Linked DNA regions of Homo sapiens: region 1 is linked to region 2. A link is a loop called in an ENCODE intact Hi-C map of the cell type or tissue named here. Cell type or tissue: heart right ventricle. All regions are shown on one strand. Each heading gives the region's core, and the rest is flanking DNA. Links, peaks and the distances in the headings are about the cores only.

Region 1 (10,852 bases), core at 407-4,406, 220 kb after region 2:
CTGCAGGGCAGTGGGGCTGGGAGTAGGCAGCAGGGTCACCACCCAGAGCCACAGGCTGCAAGTGAAACGTGAAGCCTGCCCTTGTGGGGTTGACAGGGCTGCACGATAATGACTGGTCGGTGGCTGGGAGGGAGTGAGCCATTGGGAGGCTGCTGTGGCCGCCCAGATGAGCCGCAGGCGCCCAGGTGAGGAGGCAGCAGTGCCAGAAGGAACACACCTTGAGCTCGCTAGTGCTGTGGATGGAACAGGTGAGCGTGCCTGGGAGCCAGGAAGAGGCGGGATGAGCCTCCTGCCACGGGGGCAGAGTGAGGCTCAGTGCACTGGGATTGGGGGTGAGCAAGATTCCTTCCAGCCATTGGCCTTGGTAACAGCCTCAGGAGGTAGGTGGTGGTAGCGGCTCACACTGGCTGAGCCTCGACTCTGTAGAGCACCTGTGCCAAGAGCTCTGCCCGCATCCGCCCACATCACCCTCACAGCACCTTGAGAGGGGCTTGCTGCCACTGGTCCCTGTTATCCACAAGGACACAGAGGCTCAGAACGGTGGAGGGCTTTGCCCGTGGCAGAACTGGGATCAAGCCAAGCAATGCGGCCTGTCACTTGGTTTGATGTGGCACGGGACAGAGCTGAGCATAAGTTCCTTGTCTTACTGGTCCCTGCACAGTCCTCTCACCACAACACGCATGCTGCTAAGACTCTGGGAAACTACAAGGGTGTCCTGGGCTGGTGGCCACGTGCTGGTGTGCGGACAGCGGACCTGAAGGAGGGTTCAGGAGCCTTCGGTCATGGGTTAGCCTGACCACAGGGCTCAGCAGGAATGGCCCCTCTGACCAGTAATCATTGACCTGGAGTTGGACTTGAGGCTGGTGAGGTTGAGATGCGAAAGCAGCTGCAAGCTGGGGCCAAGAGCGTGATATGGGCTGGAAATTGGGACTCCCAAGGAGGGCTCGATACGCGGGGACAGTGGCTCAAAAGGCAAATGGTGGGCTGGGCGCAGTGGCTCAAGCCTGTAATCCCAACCCTTTGGGAAGCCAAGGCAGGCGGATCACAAGGTCAGGAGATCAAGACCATCCTGGTGAACACGGTGAAACCCTGTCTCTACTAAAAATACAAAAAAAAATTAGCCTGGCATGGTGGCGGGTACCTGTAATCCCAGCTACTCGGGAGGCTGAGGCAGGAGAATGGCGTGAACCCGGGAGGCGGAGCTTGCAGTGAGCCGAGATCACGCCACTGCACTCCAGCCTGGGCGACAGAGTGAGACTCCATCTCAAAAACAAAAAAAAAACAACAAAAGCAAATGGTGACATCGAGCAGCAACGAAAGGGTGGCTTGGGGACTTGGGCACAGCTGCAGAGCACAGCAATCCGGCCGACAGCAGTTCCCGTGGAAACACCCGGGGCTCCACACCAGTCATGTGTCATCAGGATCATACTGGTGCCCTGACATGAACGTGCGCCCTGCTGGCCCCAGGCTCACACATGCAGAGCCCCAGCACACTGGAGCATGTTTGAGGAGCTTTGCCAGAACCAGGAAGGGATTTGAAACGTTATCACACAAGGAATAGTTGCAGGACTTGAGGCTTTATCCTGAAAGAAGACGTAGGCAGTCACTTCCAATCATCTAACGAATGAGCTGGTGGGGGGCAGGGGGCGGGCCTCCAGGGGGTCTTGAGAGCAGAGTCGCGCACCCTGGATGGAAAGGCACCACAAGTGACTTTCTCGTCAACTAGGCAAGGTCTCCTAACAGCTGTTGTGCCACGGAGAGGCTGCTGTCCTGGAGGTCCTGCATTCTAAATCACAAAGTGAGGTGACAAGAGAAAGGATCCCTGCAGTGGGTTGGGGAGTGCGTTTTGGAGATTATCATCCTAGATCTACCAACACCGTGATCCTAAAGCCCCTGTGATAACACCAAGTCCAATTTACAGTGTCTTCTTCACGACACTGCACCAAGGTGCTCAAGATGCCCCAGTGCCCCAGAGCGTACCTGGCCAGCTGCGTGTCACCCATGCCATCCTCTCCAGCTAAGGGTCCCCGGATGTTTGACAAAAATCCTGAAAACTGCAGGAGTCAGGCTAAAGAAAAAGGCTGAAAGAAACTGAGCTAGCTCTAGAAACAGAAAGGAATTTTTTTAAGTTATACTTGTCTTCAGAAGTATTCAAGATGATACTGCACTTACGAAATAAAAAATGCTACTAATGAGACAGAGAGCTTGGACATTAAAAATGCAATTGCTGGCATTAAAAGAAGACATTCATTAACATGACTGAAATATAAAGTTAAGAGTATCTTCTAGAATGTAGAATGAAAAGAGACAGAATCAAACCAGGAGAGTCTGTATCTGGCTAACCAAAGTTCTAGAAAAAAAAGAAGAGGGTGAGGACAGTGATGGAATTGTCAGAGAAGGCTTGAAGAAAACCGCCCAGATCTCATCAGACTGAAAGGGCGCTGAGCCCAAGGAGCGCGAGAGCAAAGGAAAGTTACCTTCAAAGCACACAGGAGCCGCGGCAGCCTGGGATTTCCCATCGGCAGCCCTGGATATCAGGAGGTAGGAGGGCTCAGTGTTCTGAAGGCGAGTGATGTCCACAGAGCCCCCGCAGGACAAGGACGCTGGCCACTGCCATGCACGGCTCCCACATGTCAGTGGCTTCCTGCCATATTGGGTTAGTTCTCATATCAAGTCAGACAAGGAGCACACACGGTGGGAAGCAGCAGGAAGGGGCTGACCTGACCTGTGCTCACAGCCCATGGGCCAGTGCCAGTCACATGTCCCAGCCTAGCTGGACCTGTACTCACGTGTCCTCACAGCTCATTGGCTAATGCTTGTCATATGACCCAGCCTAGCTGGACCTGTGCTCACGTCCTCACAGCTCATTGGCTAGTGCCAGTCACATGACCCAGCTTGTCCCTGTGTCACGTGTACTCACAGCTCATTGGCTAGTGCTGGTCATATGACCCAGTCTCCTGTCAGTCTGAGACCTGTGGGAGCCCTGGACTAGGCGGTGTTCCTGGGGGGTGCACTGGCAAGCCCAGGTACTCAACCAGAATGAGAAGATCAGAACTGGAAGTGGTGGCTCCACCCAAAGATGACCATAAGGAAAGTTCTGGAATGAGAACTGGTATGTGTCCTAGAGAGAAGCCAGCCCAGATGGTCTGGGGTCAGGGAGGGCATAAGAGGGGGTTTGGGGGCTGTGGAGTCCACGGAGCACAAAGTGTGTCCAGGGATGGCGTGCTGAAGGAGTGACAGAAGCACAGACTGCAGGAGTCGAGGAAGGCAGAGACACAGGGGCCAGGCCAGGACGGCCTTCCTGTGCAGCAGCCGCTGAGGTGGGACAGGACCGAAAGCCCCAGGGTGCAGGAGCGAGGGGCTCCTGCGATGGGAAGATGGGAGAGCTGGGAGCGTTCTCGCATGCAGAGCTGGTGTGTTTTCTTCCTCTGGGAAGGAAGGAGGGGAGGGCCATACCCAGGAGGGGACAACTAGAAACTTGTTGAAAAGCAGCGTACATAGATCACAGGTCCAAGGACGAAGCAGGTGAACCCGTCCTGTGATTTTAAGCATGAAAGGAGAATGTTTGCCTGGCATGGGGGACTGCCCCAGGGATGGCACAGTTGGTCATCCCGACATAGAAATCGCCTGGGTGGGTGGTGCCATAGCCCGGCCCCTGGCTCTGGGGGCTGACATTACCGTAAGGTCAGGACCACACGAAGCTGATCCTGATGTGTCACTCAGAGAATCGCCCCGTGGCCGAACCCACCCTGGGCGCGGGTGTTGGTGTTTATTAGTGGAGGTACAACCCAGGCTGCTTGGGGGAGGGGAGAAGGAGAGCAGAGGCCCTGCATCTCCATCCCACACCCTACACCGTGGGTGAAGAGGCGAGGCCAGAAGCCGCCCACCAGGAATCAGAGGAGCTCCCAGCAGCACCCACTGAGGAGGACAGTTGCCACAGACCCTAAGCAGGAGCAGCTCTGCCTTCAGGTGCCCAGACCAGGTGCAGGCAGGCAGCCTGGCGCTCCCAGATAAACAAGGCCTGGCAGCCCTGGCCACTGCCCTGCATGTGGAGCACAGCTCCCTTCACTCCTGACAGCCTCATTCTGAAAGCCCTGGAATTCCTGCTGATGGCAGCCTTCCTTGTTTTCCTGTTTTGGAAAGCCTTTTGGAGATTTCTGGAAGGTGGTCTGTGGCTGCGCATCCTCAGCTGGTTGGCGATTCCACCTCAGACCCATCTCACAGGTGTGGAAACTGAGGCTCAGGAGCAGGGACCTGGCCACAAACACACGGCGGTAAGCGGCCGAGCCAGGGCGTCCACAGGTGTCCCTGTGTCCACATGAATCGCCTCCTCTGTGCCTGCCCCATGGGGATGGAGCCTGCAGCCTGGTTTGGGCCGTGACGGGAGTGCCTGGGACGCCTCACACCATGGTGGGGTCTCAGCCCTTCACTCATGGGGCCCATCCCTTTGATGGACTACCTGCTCTTCATGAAATGACGTCGGGACTGGATTCTGAGCTTCGTTGATCTTTGTGTGTTCTGGAAGGCAGTCGGGAGGTGTTCGTGGAACGTGGTTACCGAAAAACACGGGGCTTCTGTCACGGGTGATGTGGTGGAGGTGGCAGCCCAGCCCAGAAGGCGGCCACTCTACATTTTCAGGCCGCGTGTGAAGGCCAGCTTTGATCTACACCAAGGACTGGAGCAGTGGTCCTGGAGATGCACGGGCATCCTCAGAAGGGGGCCAGCAGCAAAGGGGCAGAAATGGAACCACCGGAACCAAGGGGAGGGTCTGGGCTAGCGACCCATGGCGAAGTCCCAAGGGGTGGGTGACATCCGCCTGAAAGAAACATCAGAGAAGAGCAGGGGCTAGAGCAGGACCACAGCAGACAGAAGGAAGCACGGCTGCAGCTCCCAAAGCAGAACCAGAACTCCGGGAACGGGGACCTGGCTGCTGGGGGCGCCATCATGGCCCAGGCCCTGAAGGTGCCTTAGGAGGGCCCTGGGAAGGCGCTGGGACCACGCACACATGGACGGGCTTCCTCTCCACCTGGCCTGAGCCTCATCTTTCAAAACTCAGTAATTCCTCAAAACTCACAAAGCCCACTTTCATGTTTTGCCAACATTTCTCACATTGTGTTGAAATCCTTTTAGGTCCTAGAGATGTCTTAATTTGTTTACTGTTTGGTTTGAGTTTTGCAATGTCTTTCATGAACGTGAGCTTTGAAGCGGGTGAAGCCGAGATGCTTTGAAAGTGGGTGTGTGCCATAGAGAGGCGCCCTTTCTGGAGGGGTCTGCGGGGGTGTGGGGTGCAGGTGGGGTTTGAGGAGCTGTGCACACAGACCTCACTTTCTCCCAGAAACACAGGGTGGGCGCATTCCCAGGGCACTGCAGGTTAAGTACAGTGCTCCAAGGGAATGGTCGGTGGGCATGGCAGGACTTTGCAGCCCCAGGGCAGATATGAGTGAGGAGCTGGCTGCCCACCCTGGGGAAGGTGGTTTGATGTCCCATTCTTCCGCCTGCCCTCAAAGTCTTTCTGCCCATCCCACCAGGAATTCTAGAACAACTTTCTTCCAGGTTGGAGACACCAGGCCTCCAATGACTGGGCCTCCCCAGCTTGGACCAAAGGAGGAGTGAGCTCTGTCCCTAGAAGTCTAGGCACAGGGTCCTGCTCCCTGAGCTGACGAGGAGTAGGCCGTGCAGTCGCGGTCACCAAATGTGGACTCCAAAATAGGTTTGGCTTCTAAGTGAGTTTGCTGCAGACCTCAGAAGGTGTTGCAGCTTCCAAAGCTTGGTGCTTCTGTGATTGCAGCTGTCGGCATGTGGGGTCCTCACAAGGCCAGCAGCAGCCACCATGTTAGTAAGGACCCCTCGTCACAGCTGGGCCCCCGACTTGGTGCCACACACTTCCCAAGGGTCCCGCCCATGGCTCAACACACATGTACATGCACACTCATGCACACGTGTGTGTACTCGCTTCCATGGCCATGGAAGGGCAAGAGGTGCTGTAGGCAAGGATACAGTGGGGGCCACTCTGGGGACAGGTGCCCGGCAGGCAGCCATGTGGTGCTTAGAAAAACAGGCAGGAGCCCCTAAGCACCCTCATGAGGCCTGGCTGTGTCTGAGTCTCCATCTGCACATCTGTCAAGGGGGTGGCATGAGGGGTCAGCACTGCCCAGGACAGCCTGAAGGGGCTGGGCAGAGCCTGGGCGGGAGGGCTCCAGGAAGGTGGCAGCTATGCCCCATGACTTCTGTCTTCTCTGACACAGGAGCTGGCAGTGGCCTAGGCAGCTTGGGGAAGGTGCCAGGCTTGCGGGTTCTGCAGGGCCGGGAAGAGCACGGGGGGCACCCAAGAGTTGGCTGGGGAGTGTGCTGAGCCCAGTTCTCTCAAGGGAGTCACCTGTCATCCAGTAGCGCTGCCCCCATGGCCACCCGGGATGCTTGTCCAGCCTGAGCTGGCTACCCTCAGAGAGGATGCCACTGCCCCCCCAACCAGGGCTTGTTGGGGAACTGCCTTCTGGTGGCTAGGGAGGGAGCCCCAGGGGTGCATCCTGCCTCCCTCCCCTCCCCTGGCATTCCCAGACCACAGAGGCATCCTCTTTCTTTGCCCTATCAAAGCCGGAACCCAAGGGCCTCTTTGCCCAGCAACTAATCCACTGATTACCGGGTGCCCACCCGCCCTCGAGGGAGCTGTTGGGGGCTCCAGGTGCTCCTGGCTGCCAAGTCCCGGAAGCACCATCATCCCAGCAAGATGCTCCTGAGCTGCCAGGCACCGTGCCAGGGCAGCAGGGCCAGGCTCTGGGGAATTCCATTGGAGGGAGGGCGGGAAGGGCCTGCCCAGCCCAGCAGGTGCCTGGTCGCTTGGCTCCCGTGCCAGCCAGGGTTTGGCAGGGCCTTTGATGTGAAGATTCTTTCTCTCTCCTCTATGAGTCCCTAATGTGCTTAAAATCTGGGAGTGGCCTGACAGGGGGGTCCCACACTGCACACCCTCTGCCTGGGTTGGCACAGCCCCTGGGGGGCACCTCCTCACTTCTGAATGTGAGAAGGCCCCGGCTTCAGCAGAGGGACAGGTTCACTCCAACCTGCAAGGGGCTTCTGACAGCCTGGCATAGGGAGGAGGGGCTGTCAATAGCCAATGACAATGACCGCCCTACCGTGGACTCGGCCAGCTAAATGCTGGGACCAGGAGCCGGTGACACCCCGTGGGGGTTCTGCCAGCCTCCAGCCAGTTGCAGATAAACTAATTTTTCTTTTTGCCAAAGTATGTTTCAAGTATTACATGGGATACACACAGACTAAAGAATCATTCGTTGTCTGAAATTTAGATTGAACAGGGACCCTGGATTTGCTAAATCTGGTGCACAGACCCTCGCTGGGTACAGGGAACAGAAGGGTGACTTGAGCAGCCTCTGAGCCGCCCCCGGCCCCCCAGGCCTGTCTGGCCCTGCACTCCAGCAAGAGCTCTGCTTCGTAGCAGCACCCAGGCAGGTGACCACACAGCATTCACTCCGGCCACTGCCATGCCCTGGACAGACCTCCATGCCCACCCCCACAGCTGACACGTGCTCTTCCTGGAACAAATACACGCCCCACCTTGGGCTCCAACCAAGATGCAACTCAAAGTTTGCTCCCTGCCACCCCATGAAACGTGGGCACAATCCCTGCCCTGGAGGCAGGCTGCAGTGCTACAGGTCCCACCAGACCAGACTGCCCGTCTCGCGCATTCCCAACCCAGGGTCTCCACCAGCCTCAGGGCTGTGGCCAGAGCACCGCCACCTCCACCCTACGCTCCTGCCACCTGCCCCTCCCCAGGGCTCACACAGCAGCCCGTGTGCCACCCATGCCTAGGGAAATACCAGGTTCTCTGAGTGGTCTCCCAAAGCCCCTGTCTCCATCCCTAGGGATGTACCGAGTTCTCTGAGGGGTCTCCAGAAGCCTGTCTCCAAGACCACCACCCTTCTTTCCCATCTTAGGAGTGGCACCCACCCCACCCCACCCCCACAGCACTTGGCTCACCTCTCTCCTGACACCTTCCTAGCTCCTGTGGGTCTCAGAGCCGTCCACATACATCTGACCTCCTCGTTCTGCTCAAAAGCCTCCTCCGGCTCCCCAGTGACCTTTGCCTGGAGGCCCAGCTGCTTTCCACAGCACCCAGGCCCTGTAGGCCCGCCCCAGCCCCTGCTCCGCACTCTGTGTGCGCCCAGCCCTCCTGGCTCCCTCAGTCCTGTGTGTCTGTCCTGCAGTTCCTTCTGCCTGGATACCCTTCCCTGCTTCCTGCTGCCAACTCCCCTGTCCGTCCTCCATGCCTTTGGGCCCTCTTCCTCTGTGCCCCCAAGGCCCCGGGCAGCCCCTCCATGGTCCCCCATCTGCAGCAGCCCGTTCCAGGGCTCCTTTGGGCAGGGAGGGCACCTCACTCATCACTGAGATGTGATGCCCGGCTCAGCCCCAACTTGCAGTAAAGCTCTCTCTACACAGTGCTGAGTGCCAGCTCGGGGTCCCCCATCACCCTGGGCTGCTACAGGGCGGGCACTCCGGGCCTTTCCCTGAGAGGGAGTTTCAGGCTGTTCTGGCCCCGGCAGTCCATCAGGATCTGCCTCAACACAGGTGAGCATCAGCAAGTAGCTAAGAAGCAGGGGCTCCACTGGAAGGACGCCCAGGGCTGGAGGCGTGTGTCCTCAGTCTTTTCCAGCAATGTGGGGAGAGCTGTGCTGTGTGGGTGCATGTGTGTGTGTAGATGTCATGCAGGCGGATGCATGGGTGTGCCTGCAGGGATCTGCCTGTGTACAGGCATGTGTGCAAGTATACACATATGCACATGGACACAGATGCATGGTTGCATGCATACATACGTGTGTGTAGGTATACATGTGTATGTATACATGAGCAGGCCTGTGTATCTGCATGTGTATCCACATGTGTACAGGCATGCATGTGCATCTGTGCATGTAAAAATGTAAGCATATATGTGTGTGTGTACACAGTGCATATGCATGTTTGTGTGTGTATGCATGCATGCAGGCGTGCATGTGTGTGTGCGCACAGTGCACATCCATGTTTGTGTATGTATGCATACATGCAGGTGTGCAGGTATGGGCCTGTGTGTGCAGGTGTGTGCAGGCATGTGTACACACGTGAGGGTTGCCCACTCAGTTGGTTTCCTCAGCACAGGCGTGGGAGGAGCCCAGGGTTGAACAGTCTGATGATTCCTGTTTCTCTTCTGCTGAGTCAGTGAACTGGCCTGTGTGTAACACTCCCCCCCGCCCACCTGTGAGGCAGCCAAAGTCCAGATGCTGCTGAAGGTCCCACCGGCCCAGAGTGTCTCAGAGTCCCCTTGAAGGACGTGGGGTGGCCCTGGACGGCTGTTCTCCAGCAGATAGGAATAGTCACATCTCGTGGAGCTGCAGGAGGGGAGGGCGCGCTGACCCGGGAAAGCCTCAGCCAGCCCCCGGCCCCGCCCCCGCCGAGGGTTCGGCGCCGCCAGGTGTCCTGGGCCCCTGTCCTTGCCTAGTGAGTCTTGCTTTCTTAGCTTAAGCTCACCCATGTGCGCTCCTCTGACCGGCTGCGGATCTGCTTTGGGACCTTGCCTGGTGCCCACGGAGCTGTGTCCTCACCTGTGGCGCCCTCCCCTGCAGCCCAGGCTCTCCGGGCTCGGGCGGGCAACGGCGCCCCCTGCTGGGCGTGGAGAACGCACGTTGACGTTGGGCCCAGAGTTTTCTCTTTCCTGCAGCACCTGAGCCGGCCGGGCAGGCGCCGGACAGTCAGGGGGACCAGAAGATGCCTGGGCAGCCCCGTCCTGAGCATACAAGCAAGGGAGGGTGCCTGACCTGCTGCGGAGGGCAGGTCGCATCAGACCCAGGGGCGTCTGAGCCGGGCCCTTGCTGGTCGATTTGGGCAAATAGAAAACGTCCCAGTGGTTGCTGTCACGGGAGGCTCTCAGAGCTGCTTCTTACCTGGCCCGGTGGTGCAATGTCCCTCAGGCAGAAGGCCCTCCGGACGGGGGTGAGTCAGGAAGAGACACAGCCCCGCAGCATGACCGGCTCCGTCCTCAGCTAGGACAGCCTGGGACCGTGCGCAGGGATCCCCGGCCTGTGGGGACACTGTCCCCAGGGAAGCAGCCTTCCCCTTCCCCGTGCAGCCCCACCACCCTTATCCCCAAGGTGCTGGCAGAAGCTTCCGCCTTGTGGACCCCACATGCAGACAGTCCTGCAGCTCAAGGTTGGTGGCAGAGGTGCCGCAGTTGGGCCTCCGTGTGCAGCCCCAGACCTGTTGCCTCTTGACGGTGGTAAGTGATTTATGGAGGAATGGCAAGCACAGGAACCCAGAGATGGCTTCTGTCTACAGAGCCAGAGGAAAGACTCAGCCAAACTGCAAGGCCAGGGAAAGCGTGTAAGAGAAAACTCGAGAGGTACCTGATGTTGCTTCAGTGTCTGAGGCTGGGACTAGAGGGATCAGGGTGGGCTTCCTGGAAGAGGTGAGACAGCAGGTGGTGCTCGTAGGACGCACAGCACTGGGGCCTGGAGTAGGAGAAGGCATGGATTGCTGAGAAGCAAGTCACACAGATGGTCGCTAGGGGCAGGGCTGGGCACAGCTGGCACTAACATTCAGGGAGAAGTGGCCAAGGAGGCTGCCAGCAGGAGTGCCACGTCTGGCACCTGGAGCACAGCGGGCACTGGGCTGTGCCAAGATCCCACGTCCTGCCAAGTGGCAGCCCTGGGGACAGCCAGGGAGAGTGCTGCTCACTCACACCTCTGCGCCCGCTCTCCCACACCTCTGCGCCCGCTCACCCACACCTCTGCGCCCGCTCACCCACACCTCTGCGCCCCCTCCCCCACACCTCTGCGCCCCCTCCCCCACACCTCTGCGCCCGCTCCCCCAC
Region 2 (14,152 bases), core at 3,740-7,739:
ACTTTGGAACATATATTAATATTATTCCCTAAAATATAACCTGAGGAATATTAAAGATCATTTTGGTAATCCCATGTACCTAACTGTGTCAGGTAATCCTGTTTACCTCTCTTCTGGGTGCTCCAGGGGCCCTCTGTGGCATCCAAAAGCCAGGGATCAGGAAAGACAATTTTTGAAACAGGAATTTGATTTTGGGAAGCCTGTCAAATATGTTAGAAGTTTAAAGAGTTGATGTTATGAAATAGAATTCCAGATTTCCATAAGTTATTTATTTCACCAAAATGATGACTCAGACATTTTTTTAAGAAGCAAAAACTTTTTATAACCCTTTACAAATTTTGCTAGATAGCAGATTAGTGTCTTAAGAGAACCCTTTTGGGCTTTTATTTCAATGCTCAATTTATGGAAAAGCCATAAACTAAAGTCACGTGAGCTAAAAGGTACCACAGCTTTTATCTTACCTTTAAAAAATATTTGATCCAAGTGCTTATCCTTCCTTAAGTCAATTAATTAGAGCTCTTTTTTAATAGACATCACACACACAACACATATATAACTACACAGGCAGAAGAAGATTCAGTAGCTATAATATTTTTCATAATTGGATTGTTGGCCTCTGGGTGGAGCCCTTTAAGAGCAAGACTAGGAAAACATGCAGTTTCCAGGCTCTCATAAGCAAATATAGCTGGGAGACAAAAACAGATTTTGAGAGGGATCCATCTGCCTCTAATTCCTGGGGCTCCATGAGGAAATCAGAGGTCTCTCATCTTTCATGTGTGCATTAAGAGTGGCAAGGCAAAATGGAGAAAAATAATTCAGTTGACTGAGAAAAAACCTCTTTCCAGCAAAACAAGATCCAAGAAGAGAAAAACAAAGGCCTTTTAAATATACCTGTAACTTGGATATCCACTTTTAATTAAGCTGAGTGCTCTTTAATAAAATCCTTTTAAATCTCATTACCCAGCTTTAGCCATGCCAAGCGGCCAATATTTCTGGCTTTCAAACTTTTCTGAAGGTTCAGAGAAAGGAAAATCCAAGGCAGTTTGTGGAGGGGAAGGGAATCAACAAATGGCAAAGGTCATGTAGATATCAAACCAGAAAGAACTCATTCCCTAAGCCAGGATTGGACCTGGGCCGCCATTGTAAAATGGTGAAGGCTAAACCAAAGCACTGCCATGTCGCTACAGGTCATGCTCCCAAGGACATAAAACAAGATGGAGGCCTGCAGCAAAGTTTGCTACTGACCATACAGAAAGACATGCAGAGCACACCAGATTGGCTGTAGCTTAAGACCAACTCACAAATCTTTCCTTCCTTCCTTCCTTCCTTCCTTCCTTCCTTCCTTCCTTCCTTCCTTCCTTTCTTTCTTTCTGTCTCTCCTCTCTCTCATCTTTCTCTCTCTTCTCTCTTTCCTTCTTTCTTTCCTTCCTTCTTTCCTTCCCTCCCTCCCTCCCTCCTCCTTCCTTCCTTCCTTCCTTCCTTCCTTTCTTTCTGTCTCTCCTCTCTCTCATCTTTCTCTCTCTTCTCTCTTTCCTTCTTTCTTTCCTTCCTTCTTTCCTTCCCTCCCTCCCTCCCCCTTCCTTCCTTCCTTCCTTCCTTCCTTCCTTCCTTCCCTCCTTCCTTCCTTCCTTCCTTCCTTCCTTCCTAGTTTTTTACTCTTGTTGCCCAGGCTGGAGTGCAGTGGCGCAATCTTAGCTCACTGCAACCTCTGCCTTCTGGGTTCAAGTGATTTTCCTACCTCAGCCTCCTGAGTAGCTGGGATTACAGGTGCGCACCACCATGCCCAGCTAATTTTTTGTATTTTTAGTAGAGACAGGATTTCATCATGTTGGCCAGGCTGGTCTTGAACTCCTGACCTTAGGTGATCCACCCACCTCGACCTCCCAAAGTGCAGGGATTACAGATGTGAGCCACTGCAGCTGGCCTACAAATCCTTTTTCATAATTAAAACTTTACAGAGAAAAACAGTGATAGCTAGGGTTCTGGCCTACTAAAGTGCTTTCTAAAAGGGGGAAAAAAACCCTCTCACTTAAAAGTTAACTCCTGACCTGGTGGAGAAAAGAAAAAAAGCTTAAAGTGCAGGGTTGGAAAGATGCCTTGGGAAAGAACCTCTTATTCTTATACAAATAGTTTCCTCCAACAGGGAGAGAAACTTACTGCTGTTTCTTCCCTAGGGCTTGAATGGAGCTGGACTCCTCAGTCATGGAATGAGGAGACACCATGGACATATGGTGGGGAATGCTGGCCAGCCTGCCACATGCAGCCTTTGAGCTATGCACCCCAGCCCCAGCTGGGAGGGGAGGCCAGGCGGGCGGGGAGTTGCCGCTTGCCCATCTGTCCCAAACAATGAAGGAAAATGCCATAGAAAGTCTGGGTCGGACCGAGGCCGACATTCTTGACCCCTGGGAGTGGCAAGGGTGGGGGCCTGTTTCCTTTACCTTCAGAAGAAGTCTGAGGACAAATAGGCTCAAAAACAAAAGGGAAAAAGATGTTTTGGTCCGCATTTACTCACCTTTGCTCGTGTCCCTGTATGGGCCACCAAAATGATGCAGGATTTTTACTCCTTAGCTCAGCTAAAACCTGGGTTCTTGTCCCATTACCAGGAAAAAATTAGGCACGTGGACATGTTGAAAGGTGAGATTTATTAAAAGAAAGCTCTTGGCAAAAATAAAATGAGGTCCTGCCAACAGGGTCGCACCTCACAGATTGAATTCCAGGCCACCACATACAAGCCGAAGAGGCCAGGCTCCTCCCCGCTGCACAAGGCATGCACTTCCCATGCCTCCACCCCATTCTCCCAGTGCACAGGGGGGCCCCCAGTCCGTTGCAAGCATGTGCAGACAAGACTCTGGGCAGGTTCCCTCATCTACACAAAAGTATCTGATATAAACACTTGTGGGGTGGGCTGGAGATTCTGTGGGGACCCTCACTTACCTGCCTCCTGCATCTGTCATCATTTTGTGATAGAATGAAACTGAGCCCTGCAGAAATTAAAAAGCAAAGAGATAATAATGTCTTGGCCATTAATAAGTCTGGAGCTTAGGATGAGTATTTTGAAAACTGTGCTAAATGTCTTATTTAAGCTAGAATTGGCATTGTGTTGTTGTTCATGTGATCTAAGTCAAGTCAGGACTGATAGGACCGAATGGACAAGTGGAAACATAGCAGCTGGGCAGCAAGAAGAAAGACTTGTGTCCAAATGCAAAGTGACTCTGGATTTATAGTATGCACTACAGTCTACTGCTGTGTAACAAACTGTCCCCAAACAGTAGCTTAAAACAGCCAAATGTATTATGCCACACAGTTTCTAGGAGTCAGGGACTAGAAGCTTAGTTGGTGGTTCTTGTTCAGAACATCTTATGAGGTTGCAGTTAGATGTTGGCTGGGGATGCATCATCTGCAGTGTTTAAAAGGAGTGTCACTTTTAAGAAAGCTTCCTCACAGGGCTGGCAGTCAGTTTGTGCTTTAGTTCTGTACCATATGGCCTGTCCAGCAGGATAGCCTGGACTTTTTTACATGGCAGCTGGGCTCTGAGAGATGGGGGAGAGGAAGAAAGAGAGGGAGAGGGAGTTCTGATGTGTGTCCTTTTCCTTAAAGATTTATTACTGGTCCATCAGAAGGAAATGTGAAACTTCCCACTTCCTCCTCCTTGAGATGCTACAAATATACAACTGACCTTGGGGCTGAGGTGCAGGGGCAGAAGTGGAGCTCTCATGGCCCAGAACAGAGAGGATGCAGAGCGGCATTTCACAGCATGCTGTTTGGGTAACATGATACCCTAGGTCTAGGAGCAATAGATGCATAAATGGATGGCTGGGCAGGTGGATGGACAGAGGGAGGGACACTGAAGCTTGTCCCAGGTGTCTCCTACATGGACTTGGGATCTACACTGCCATCTTTGCTTTCTTCCTACATTGTCATTGCTTGAACAGGACTGCCCCAGGAGAAATGTGTTTTTTGGCAAGTGCAGGGGCTAGAAAAGGAGCAGTTAAGGATAACAGCCACTGTACCCACTCTACCTTCAGAGCACCCTATTGCGGCCTCAACATCCCTTTTTTAATGCCAACTTTTCACTTTACATTTCAAGAAAATAATATGTCTCTTAAAGCTCTTGGGCCTGGATCCTCTGAGGACTGCATGCCCTTGAGAGAGTGGGGCTAGCCCCTGGTTGAAGACCTTTTTTCTAAGGTTGCTATCGATTCACTCCCCTTGCATCTCTTAAGTCTGGTATAGTTGTCCCTCCTTTCTTGCTCCTCTCTCACTGGGATTATTGCCACTGCCTCTGTGGGGATGTATATGGTTTTGGCCTGTCCAGCACCCACTCATCTTTCCCCTGCTAACAGCTGCCTGGCTGGCCTTGGGGCCTATGCCATTCAGGGGACTTGGGGCTCCTGGCTCCAGGACAGGAGAAAGCTTGGAAACATGGTGTATTCCTCTTGATTTCATGTGTGCTGAGTGGAAAGGTAAGGCTCGTCAGGGTTTCCCAGGTCAGAGGCTGACCCCTGTGGAGGACACCAGGCAGCTGCTGCTCAGAGGTCTCTGCAGGAAGGACAGAGAGCCCAATTAGCTGGTGCTTGCCAGACCAAGGCCTTGACTCAGATTGAGTATTTTGAGTAGCGATGCGGGAACATGATTTAGAGTTGCATAGAGTGATGATGACTTCCTCCAATCCATTTCTGCCAGCTGCTGGATTCATACATCCTTCGAAAGATGGTTGTTTGCCATCTTTGCTTCTCTTAATGATCTATCTGGGATCTTGTGTCATGGAAAATGTCCAGATGTATCGTCTTCATTTGAGTGGCTGCATAGTGTCCCTTGAATTGGCATCCCAACCTTTACTCAGTCCCCTCTGTATTGACAGCCAATTTGTTTCCATCTTCTGTTCTTAAACAGCACTGCCATAATATTTTGGTTCTCATGTTGTTATATGTATGTGGAGGTAAATCTGTATATATAAAAAAAAAGTCCCAAACAGGAATCACTGGGTCAGAGGTATTGCCATTTTAAATACTGAGAGATTGCCCCCAAATAAACATGACTTGTACATTCCACCAGGTGCATAAGAGCCATGTTGCCTTTCATAAACAAAGAAAACATTTGGTTCTGGTTCTGCCTTCATGACAGTTTGTGGTGAGCTCTTAAGGCCTCTAATGAGCTTTCTGGTGAATGTCGGCTCCTTTGCGAGCATATCTTGATTGAGAATCTCCTGCACTCTCCTTTTTGGATGCTCTGGCATCCACCAGCATGTTCTCTGCCTGAAACTCCTGTCCCCCTTGTTTTTCCACCCCAAAACCCCTTCTTCAAAACCTGTCTTATGCACCCTGTCTTTCAGGAAGCCCTCCCTGCCACGCCCAGGCTGAGTCTCTTGTCTTCCATGCTCTGAGGTTCTTCCTCCATCTTTGGATTCAAACTCCACTGTTCAAGTGGGCTGTTAGAAGAAGCAGGCTGCCTGTTTAATGGATGAGGGCTGGGCTGAGAGGGGAGACAATTTGGGGGAAATCATTTATTTCCCTCATCCATTTGGAAGAAACTTCCTCTATTACTCAAAATGCTTTGGAATATGACACCTTTTAAATTCATTTTCCCCCAAATCACTCTTCACGCTGCATTTTTGACCAGTGGGAGAAAAACCAGAGTCCACGCAGTGGCAGGCTATCCCTATCCTTTGTTCTGCCTGCTGTTTGGCCAAGCAGTGGTGTGTAAGGGAAGAGGGCTCCCCATGCCTGCTCTCCTCCCTCACATCCACATCTCATCCTCCTTCAGCTCTGTCTGTCCAGCCTTTAAAATGTGTTATTTTTATCCAAGCATCATTTCTCCAGGATATCCTAGATCCTCCCAACAGTCTCTTGCTCCCACCTTTGCCCCCAAGTCTCCTCTCCCTGGTGCTCAGATCATGCACCCCACCCTGTTCAAACCCTCCCTGGCTCCTTGTTACACCAGAGTAAGACACAGACACCCTTCCCTGCCCACAAAACACATGAAGCCTGCCCCCACTCGCCTGTCCCTCCCCTGCTCACCTGCCCAGCCCCCACCTGTCCTTCCCCCTCCCCCTGCCCTCCACCCCACCCCTCCCCTGGCTGTTCTCTGGAAACTTCAACTTTGTCCCCTGCAGAGGGCCTCTGCATCAAGTCCCTTCTCAGAGAGGCTTGGCCTGTTGCTTGCTGCATCCCAGCTGCCCCATCTCTCTCTGCTTTCCCCTCTGTGGGACGTTTGTTTCCATGATCCACCATGACATGGCCTCTGTGGCCCCACAGCAGATGGGGGACACCCAGAAGGGCTCTCAGGAGGGAGCTGTGATTTATCTCAGGGTACAGGGCCCTGCAGGTCCTTGCTAAGCACCAGTGTCTGCCCCTCCCATGGATGCCCAGCCCAGTCAGGGCAGCTGCGTCACTCACTATGTTGGCCTGGTGCCCGTGCTCTGTGAGTTCAGCTGGACTGTGGTGTCCTCACCGTGTTTGCTAACTTGTTCCCACCAGGCTATTTCCTTGGCCTCTGGACATGCAGCCTACTGTAAATGATCATCTCAGTGAACCTTGTGCAGCTTTGCCAGAGGGACCCTAAAAAAGATGCCCACTCCTCCTGTGTACTCTTGTGTGGGTGAACTGGCAGATGATGAGAAGGGGGTGTCACTCGGGGAGGGCTGGTGCCCTGGAAGCATGTGGAGCCTGCAACGGCCCTGCTGCTGCTGGCTAGGACAGAGTGGGAAGTCAGGTGGGCCTGGGGTACCCAGGGATGTGGCAACAGGACAGGGATTTTGTGACGGCCTCAAGGCGAGGCTTCTGGAGAGCCCCAGAGGATCCGGCCAGGAGCAGGCCCAGCTCCTCTCCAGCTTGCTGTGCCTCAAAGAATCCTCTGGATCTCTCTGCCTCAGTTTCCCTAGCTCACCACTGACAGGCTGGACTTCAGGCCCTCTGCAGTGGCCCACAGAAACACCCATGATTCTGCATGGCCACCCCAAAAAAGATGCTGAAGTCTTTTTCCTGTGAATATGCCCTTATTTGGAAAAAGGGTCTTTGCAGGTATAATCAAGTGCAGGTGAGGTCATTGGGGTGGCCCTAACCCAAGAGGCATATGTCCTTATGTGAAGGTCGTGTGGAGACAGAGACTCAGCAGGTGGCCGCATGACAAGGGAGACAGAGGTTGCAGTGATGCGGCCACAGGCCGGGAAACACCACAGCTGCCAGGAGCTGGAGGAGGCAGGAAGGATCCTCCCCTGGAGCCTCCAGAGACAGTGCGGCCCAGTGACACTTTGATCTGAGACCTCTGGCTCCAGGCCTGAGACAAGACTTTTCTGTTGCTTTAAGCTGCCTGGTTTGTGGCTGTTGTCACAGCAGCCCCAGGACACTGGCACTCCTGACATCTCAGCTGGCCGCCACCTTGAGAGGAACCAGCTCTTCTCCCCTGAAGTCTACCTTTCTCCAGCCTAGACCACAAGGAAGGACACTGTCTTGCACCCTGCAGGGAGCACCCGTGACCCCGTTGGGGGATGGAGACCCTGTGTATTGTGGGAGGACGTGACACATCCCTGCAAGGAGGACCATCTGCTTCCTCTCTCCTCGTGGTGCGTGGGCCTGACCTGGAATTCAGAGCTTTGGATTACCTCGCTGCCTGTGTGGAGGCTCCTCAAGTGGGACACCCTCTGTGTGTTCTGCTGTGTCGTCTATCTTAGGTCAGAGCCAAAGCACACGGCACACTTTTTAAGCCTTTCAGAGTTAATTTGTCAGAAGGCAGGGCCTGCTGGGTAAACACTGGGAGCTGGGGACCCCAGCCTGGCTGCCAGGGCTGGAGAGGGCGCTGCCTGGAGCCTCACAGAGCCTGGGAGCTCCACGCCAGTGCCGCTCTTCCGCCTGCCGTGATTGTCCCCGGGTAGCCGCTGAGCCCGCCCGTTGTCACCAGTTTTTCAGGTGACCTCAGTGGCCTGCCAGTCGGGCCTCAGGGCTCATGCAGCCCATGAAGAATTTCTGGGTCCTCGTTTTCCTGAACATTTATCTTCCATCCTGGAACATTTGCGCGTCCTCACTGAGAAGACAGAGAATGCACCCCAACCCTGGCCCCTGCAGGAGGCTGGGAAGCCGCGCTGGGACAGTGACGCCCTGCTCGTGACTTGCCGCCGGGCAGCCCTGGCCATTCCCAGAGCGGCTCTGGTCTCATTTCCGGGGATGGGGCCTCTCCTGTCCTGCCCCCTCCTGTTGGCACCCTCCCTGCAGCCGGGGCCTGGGGTTGGGAGAGGGAGGCTCTGACAGTAGGGAATGACCTGGCATGGGCCACAGCGAGGAGGCCAGAGGTGCCTGGGACAGGCACGGAGGGCAGGGCTGTAAACGGGAATTGGAAGAGGACGGGGCCGGGGCAGGCGGGATGGCAGCAAGAGCTGGCCAGAGTCCACAGGGCACATGGCTATTGCTCTAGCTCCAGCCCCATTTCTCCCAAACCTCCGAGTTTTGGGAAGCTCAGGAATTAAACAGTTATGTCCTAAAGACCCGTATCATGCCTTGAATCCCATGTGTGGGTGAAAAGTCATCGAGGCAGACGACAGATCCATATGGAGTGTGCCCTGAGCACGTGTATCCCCGGCACGGGGGGGTGGGTGGGGCCTGCTGTGTGGAATGACTGAGGGGCCGCTCCCCACTTCGGGGACCTTTTGGATGGAAGGCTGAGTTTCCAGGGGCCGAGTGGCATTTGGGAGTGGCCACTGCTGTGGTTACACTAATGGCATTATCTCCTGGCCCAGTGGAGGGGGCTGAGCCCAGACCCAGGCCACCTGCTTTGTAGGAACTCGGGGAGGCAGGGCAATGGCCACCAGCAGGGTTCCCATTTTATGGGTCAGGAAATGGAAGCCCAGCGAAGTGAAGGGATTTGCTCTTCCCTCTCACCCAGGGGCAGTTTAACCCCGCCTGCAGCCCCACCCAAGCCGGGCCCTATCTCGAGCAGTGACATTCAGAGAGGACAGAGAGCCACAGCATGTGTGGGGATGCTGACTTCAGGCCACGTGGCACTTTCTCATGGATGACATGTCCTGACCCCACAAGGGTTTTACCTCCCGGGGGTAATGCTCCGAGGCCGGGCACCCTACACTCCGAGGCCAAGAGCCAAAGCAGCTGAGTCAGTCACGAGACACAGGCCCAGATGCGCCATTCAGCTCACATAACGTGCAGCCCACATCCCTGTGGGTCAAAACAGCCAAGATCTATTTTTGCATGTTGCAAGTCCAAGGAGGGTTGAAGTTACTCAAGGCTCAAGGGGAGGGAGTACCCCATGCCCTGAGTCTCTGCTGCCCATGGCCCAAGGCCCAGGAAGCAAGCAGTCAGAGCCAAGAGCCAGCAATCGCCCCCACCCAGAAGACCCACTGCCAGGCCCAGCTCCAGGGGCAGGGAGGGCAGGCACAGCCATCAGAGACAGCCGAAAACCTGCCCAAGAGTCAGGTCACACTCCGTATGGATCTGCTCTTCCAGAAACACAGCCGTGCAGTAGCCTGGATGTAGCCTCTGCCCCGGTACTAGAAGGCCCCGTGGCATAATCAGAAACAGATTCCTGGCATGGAGCTTTTAAAGCCCTTGTAACTTCCTGAGCGATGGGGTGAGAGAAACATCACGTGTTACAATATTTTGTCCTAGCTCCTAAGACCCTTGGACTCTTGGGAGACATGAATGTTTTCTGTTTGTTGATGAGATGCCTGGAGGTGAGGCCCTAGCCAGCTTCAGAATGGGGTGCTGGTGGCAGAAAGATTAAGGCAGATGCCTGGAGGTGAGGCCCTAACCAGGTTCAGGATGGGGTGCTGGTGGCTAGAAAGACCAAGACAGATGACTGGAGGTGGGGCCCTAGCCAGCTTCAGGATGGGGTGCTGGTGGCTAGAAAGACCAAGGCAGGAGGCGGGGCCCTAGGCAGCTTCAGAATGGGGCGCTGGTGGCAGAAAGATTAAGGCAGATGACTGGAGGCGGGGACCTAGGCAGCATCAGAATGGGGTGCTGGTGGCAGAAAGACCAAGGCAGGATTCGAGGCTGGGACTTGCTGGAACCTGTGACCTCCGTGCAGAGGTTGGGGACTGAGTCAGTCACCAGGAGTCACTAACTTCACCAGTCATGCGTCACGGAGGCTCCTTCAAACCCCCACACAGAGGATGCAGAGAGCTACCGGGCTGGGAACACATCCTGAGCTGGGAGGGCGGGGCAGCCGGGGCTCCACGGATGCCAGCTCCTGCACTCAGGGTCCCTCTGGGCCTTGCCCTGCGCACCCCTCACCTGCTGCTCATCTGTGTCCTTCAGCACACCCTTTATTAGGAGAGTAACCCAGCAAACAGAAGTGACGTTTCCCTGAGTTTTGTGAATTATTATAGCAAATTATTGAACCTAAGGAGGGGGTCATGGGAACTCCCAATTTATAGCCGAGGTACTGGGGACAGATGACACCCCGGGACCTGTGATTGGCACTTGGAGTGGGGACAGTTTCCTGGGCCCATCCCTCAGCCTGAGGGGTCTGTGCTGACCCTGGTCAGTTGGTGTCAGAACTGAATTAGATTGCGGGATACCCCATTGGCACTGACGCAGAATTGGAGAATTGGTATGGAAACCCACACATTTGGTGTCAGAAGTGTGGTAAACACAGTTTGTTTTCATTTACCCCCATCTTGCTTCTGTCTTTTAATGCCACTTTATCCTATTCCTAAAACTGAGCTGTGCTGGGGGAAGCTGAGCCCTGCAGGACGTGCCCGGTCTGGGCCCCGGCCGCGGCTGTGCTCCTTCAGCTCCAGGCATCTCCCAAGCCTGCTGCTGCTTCCTGAGCTCCCATGCCCAGGCCGCAGGTGCCAGGCCGCAGGTGCCTCCTCACTGTTGCAGGGGCAGAAGTCCCTCTACTGCTGTGTATTTGGCTCCGAGTCTCACGCCCAGCCATTCCCAGTGCTCCTTTCCCCTCACCTGCATCTCCTCTGTGGAGCCTGCCTTTCCTCCCTGCCTGTCCCTCTCCTTCCCTCACCGTCCTCTTGCCACCAGGTTGTCAGCATTTTGCAGATAGGACTTGTGTTGGATGGGGCTGTGACTAGCTTTCCATGTGACATAAAACCTGAGCATCTTGATGTGAGGAGTCTTGCCATGTTGTTTGGATTTCACTGAATTAAAATCTGGGTTTTGTGGTCATTGTCGTGGACTGAATGTTTGTGTCTCCCCTAAATATATCTGTTGAAACCATAACCCCCAAGGTGAGGGTATTAGGAGATGGGTCCTTTGGGGGCTGATGAGGTCATAAGAGTGGAGCCCTTGTGAATGGGATTCGTGTCCATATAAAAGAGGCCCCAGAGAGCTGCCTTGCCCCTTCCACTGTGTGAGGACACAGTGAAAAGACAGCTGTCTGCAACCTGGGAGAGCTTTTAACAGACTCCAACTGTGCTGGCACCCTGGTCTCCAATTCCCAGCCCCCAGCACTGTGAGGAAATAAATGCCTGTTTTCTGAACACCATCCAGTCTACAGGCACCGTTGCGGCACCCAAGCCAGGACAGAAGATCAGTGCGAGGAGTGAGAGCTGCTGCAACCAACGCCTGTGAATGTGGATGTGGCCTTGGAACTGATGAATGGGGGCAGCTGGAATCATTCGGAGCCACATGCTAGAAAAAGCCTAGATGGCTACGAACAGCTTTTTAAAGGTGATTCTGGTGCGGGCTCAGCAAGAAGAGAAGCACTGCAGAGAGAGCCTCTGTCTTCTCAGAGGACGCCTAGGGGATCGTGAGCAGAACCCTGGATGGGAAGGCTCAGATGGAAACCAGGAACATGCTAGTGTCAACTGGAGGAAAGGCCACCTTGTTAAAAAGCAGCAAAGAACTCGGCCGAACTATGTTTGTGTCCTGGTGTTGTGTGGAAAGCAGAACTTGTGAGTAATGAAACACGATACTTGGCTGAGGGGGTTTATAAGCAAAGTGTTGAAGGGACGGCTTAGTTCCTCCTGGCTGCTTATGGTAAAATGTGAGAAGCTAGAAATGATTTCAAGACCAAGCTGTTAAACAAAAAGAAACCAGAACTTAAAGATTTGGAAAATCCTCAGCCTATGCATAATGTAAAAAAATGAGAATGTGTGTTTGGAAGAGAACATTAAGGGCATAGCCAGATGACCATCTGATAAGGGGATTTGTGTGGGTGTGAACCACAGTCACAACCAGCTGTCCCGGCAGGAACACTCAGCTTGAACCAAAGGTGGGAGAGAGGGGAAGGAAGTGAGTTTGGCCGTCTGACCTCTTGGGTTGTACCGAGCAGGACCAGGGAGCTATTTGGCTGTGAACATGCACTATTCTTCAAGACAAGGGAAGAAGGACCCAGAAGGTGATTTAGAGTCCATCAGGGCTGCCACATGGGCAGCTGCTCCCTGGGAGCAACAGGCCAGATGCTCCCTGCCCAAAGCCTTGGGGGCAGGGCTGCCCAGAGCCTTGCAGGCATGACCCCTGCCCCCCAGAGCTGCAGGGGCAGGACCATGGCCGTAGTGGGTCTGGAGGGCAGGGGCTCAAGCCAAAGAAGATGATTCTTGAGCCTGAAGATTTAACATTGTTTGCCCTATTGGGGTCCAGGCTCCATGGGACCTGTTACCCTTTTCTTCCTTCCCATTTCCCCCTTCGGAATGGGAAAGTCTGTCATATGGCTCTCCCACCATTGTATTTTAAACGCATGTAACTTGTTCCATTTTACAGGTTCACAGCTAGGGAGGAAGTAAACTTTGAGTGTCACCCGTATCTGATTTAGATGATGTTTAGATGAGACTTTGGACTTTAGACTTTAGAGCTGATGGCAGAACGAGCCACCACTTTGGGGTTGGAGGGGTGAAATGAATGTGTTTTGCACATGAGAAGGACGTACAATTTCGGAGTCAGGAATAGAATGTTATGGGCCGATTGCATCTCCCCAGAGTTCCTATATAGAAATTCTAACCCTGGTGTGGTGGCGCTAGGAGGCAGGGCGTTTGGGAGGTGATTAGGTTGTGGCCCTCATGATGGGGTCCTCTTATGAAGGAGACCCCAGAGAGCATGCTGTCACTTTTGCTCTGTCTGCCACATGAGGGTGCAAGAAGAAGACAGCCGCGAGCAAACCAGGAAGAGTGTCCTTGCCAGAACCCGACCCTGCTGCCACCTTGGCCTCCAACTTCCAGCCCCTAGACTGTGAGGAACACAGCTTGTTGTTGAAACACCCAGTCAGTGGTATTTTCTTACAGCAGCCAAAATCCACTAACGGTCATCAAGAAGCTGATGTGTGATTAGGAACCACCTCTTGCCCAATGTGCGGGGAATCAGTTGGACCCTGACGGAGCTGCCTCGGTCAGGAGTCCCGGCTGCAGGGGACATCCACAGAACCCAGAAGTTATGGAGAAGCCACTGGGGCACAGGCAGCCTGGCTCCCTAGGATGCAGAAGACACCAGGCTCTCCGCCCCCTCCCTGCTGCAGGCCGCTTTCCTGTGCCTCTTGCTATGGTCAGGGGTGCCGTGTTCCCCTGGAACACGTGCCGCCTTCTGCACTGCCTTGAGTCTTTGGCCCGCTTGTGTCTTGGACTTACCGCAGTGCTGTTTTGTGAGGGGCACAGACGCACACCATCAGCGCTCAAGAGGCAGACACGAGATCGGGTGATACTGGGCCAGCAGGCCAGTGTGCAGCACCCTCCACTTCCCGGCCCTCTTGGATGGTCACCTGTCCTGAGCCTGTGGCCCAGCGGGGCCCTGTCCCCTTGATCTGTGCATATTCGCAGGGGCGGGGTGCTGGTGGAGAACTCAAGGGGGCCCAGGGCTGGGAGCAGCCGGTGCTCCTGGTGAGCTCACTCTGACCAGCTGCACAGGCCATGTGGAGGAGGGGACGATCCCCAGGTGCCCCACAGGCCCCCTATCCCCCGTCTCTTCAGGAGAGGGATGACGGCCACTCCCAGTGGTGACTCAATGCCTGTGCCACCCACATCATCAGCTGTGCTGGCGGCTCACAGAAGACGACGGGACAGTCCATGTTTTATGCCCATATATCATATATTTTTTATCTACCATGGGTATCTACATACATTCTTGCTGCACGGTGCCGAGATGCTCAGTGTCTATCTCTGACAGTGAAATTGTGATCAGTTTTCATTCCTACTTTTTGTCATCCATATGTGATGAGGTTTCAACAAGGAACCTATTATTACTTGTGTCGTAGGAAAAATAAA

The links. Hi-C counts contacts between places; a loop is a spot of excess contacts. Peaks named below come from ENCODE experiments on the same cell type or tissue, not always from the same donor. Only the 100,000 strongest peaks of a DNase experiment are listed, where the experiment ranks them.
Region 1: a loop joins it to region 2, with 2.7 times the contacts of the local background. A loop is called at or near these places in 30 of 110 quality-filtered maps.

What each region holds. Positions count from the first base shown.
Region 1 is chr21:44,509,461-44,520,312 of GRCh38, reverse strand. The region is part of intron 9 of TSPEAR (thrombospondin type laminin G domain and EAR repeats); the gene reads left to right. TSPEAR-AS1 (TSPEAR antisense RNA 1) reads right to left here. Exons shown (of 7, transcript NR_103707.1): 6 at 10,386-10,490; 7 at 3,738-4,816. TSPEAR-AS2 (TSPEAR antisense RNA 2) reads right to left here and starts at 3,098. Exons shown (of 2, transcript NR_026548.1): 1 at 2,478-3,098; 2 at 1,336-1,685. RefSeq lists enhancers at 16-565, 10,727-10,852 and a silencer at 9,540-9,589. In heart right ventricle, for the core only: no CTCF peak of the experiment used is centred there; no DNase peak of the experiment used is centred there; H3K27me3 peaks cover 779 bases.
Region 2 is chr21:44,729,095-44,743,246 of GRCh38, reverse strand. No RefSeq gene overlaps it. Among named protein-coding and RNA genes, the nearest start is that of TSPEAR, 25 kb to the right of the region's middle. RefSeq lists enhancers at 6,528-7,203, 7,204-7,877, 9,904-10,579, 10,580-11,255, 11,893-12,393 and 1 more. In heart right ventricle, for the core only: no CTCF peak of the experiment used is centred there; no DNase peak of the experiment used is centred there.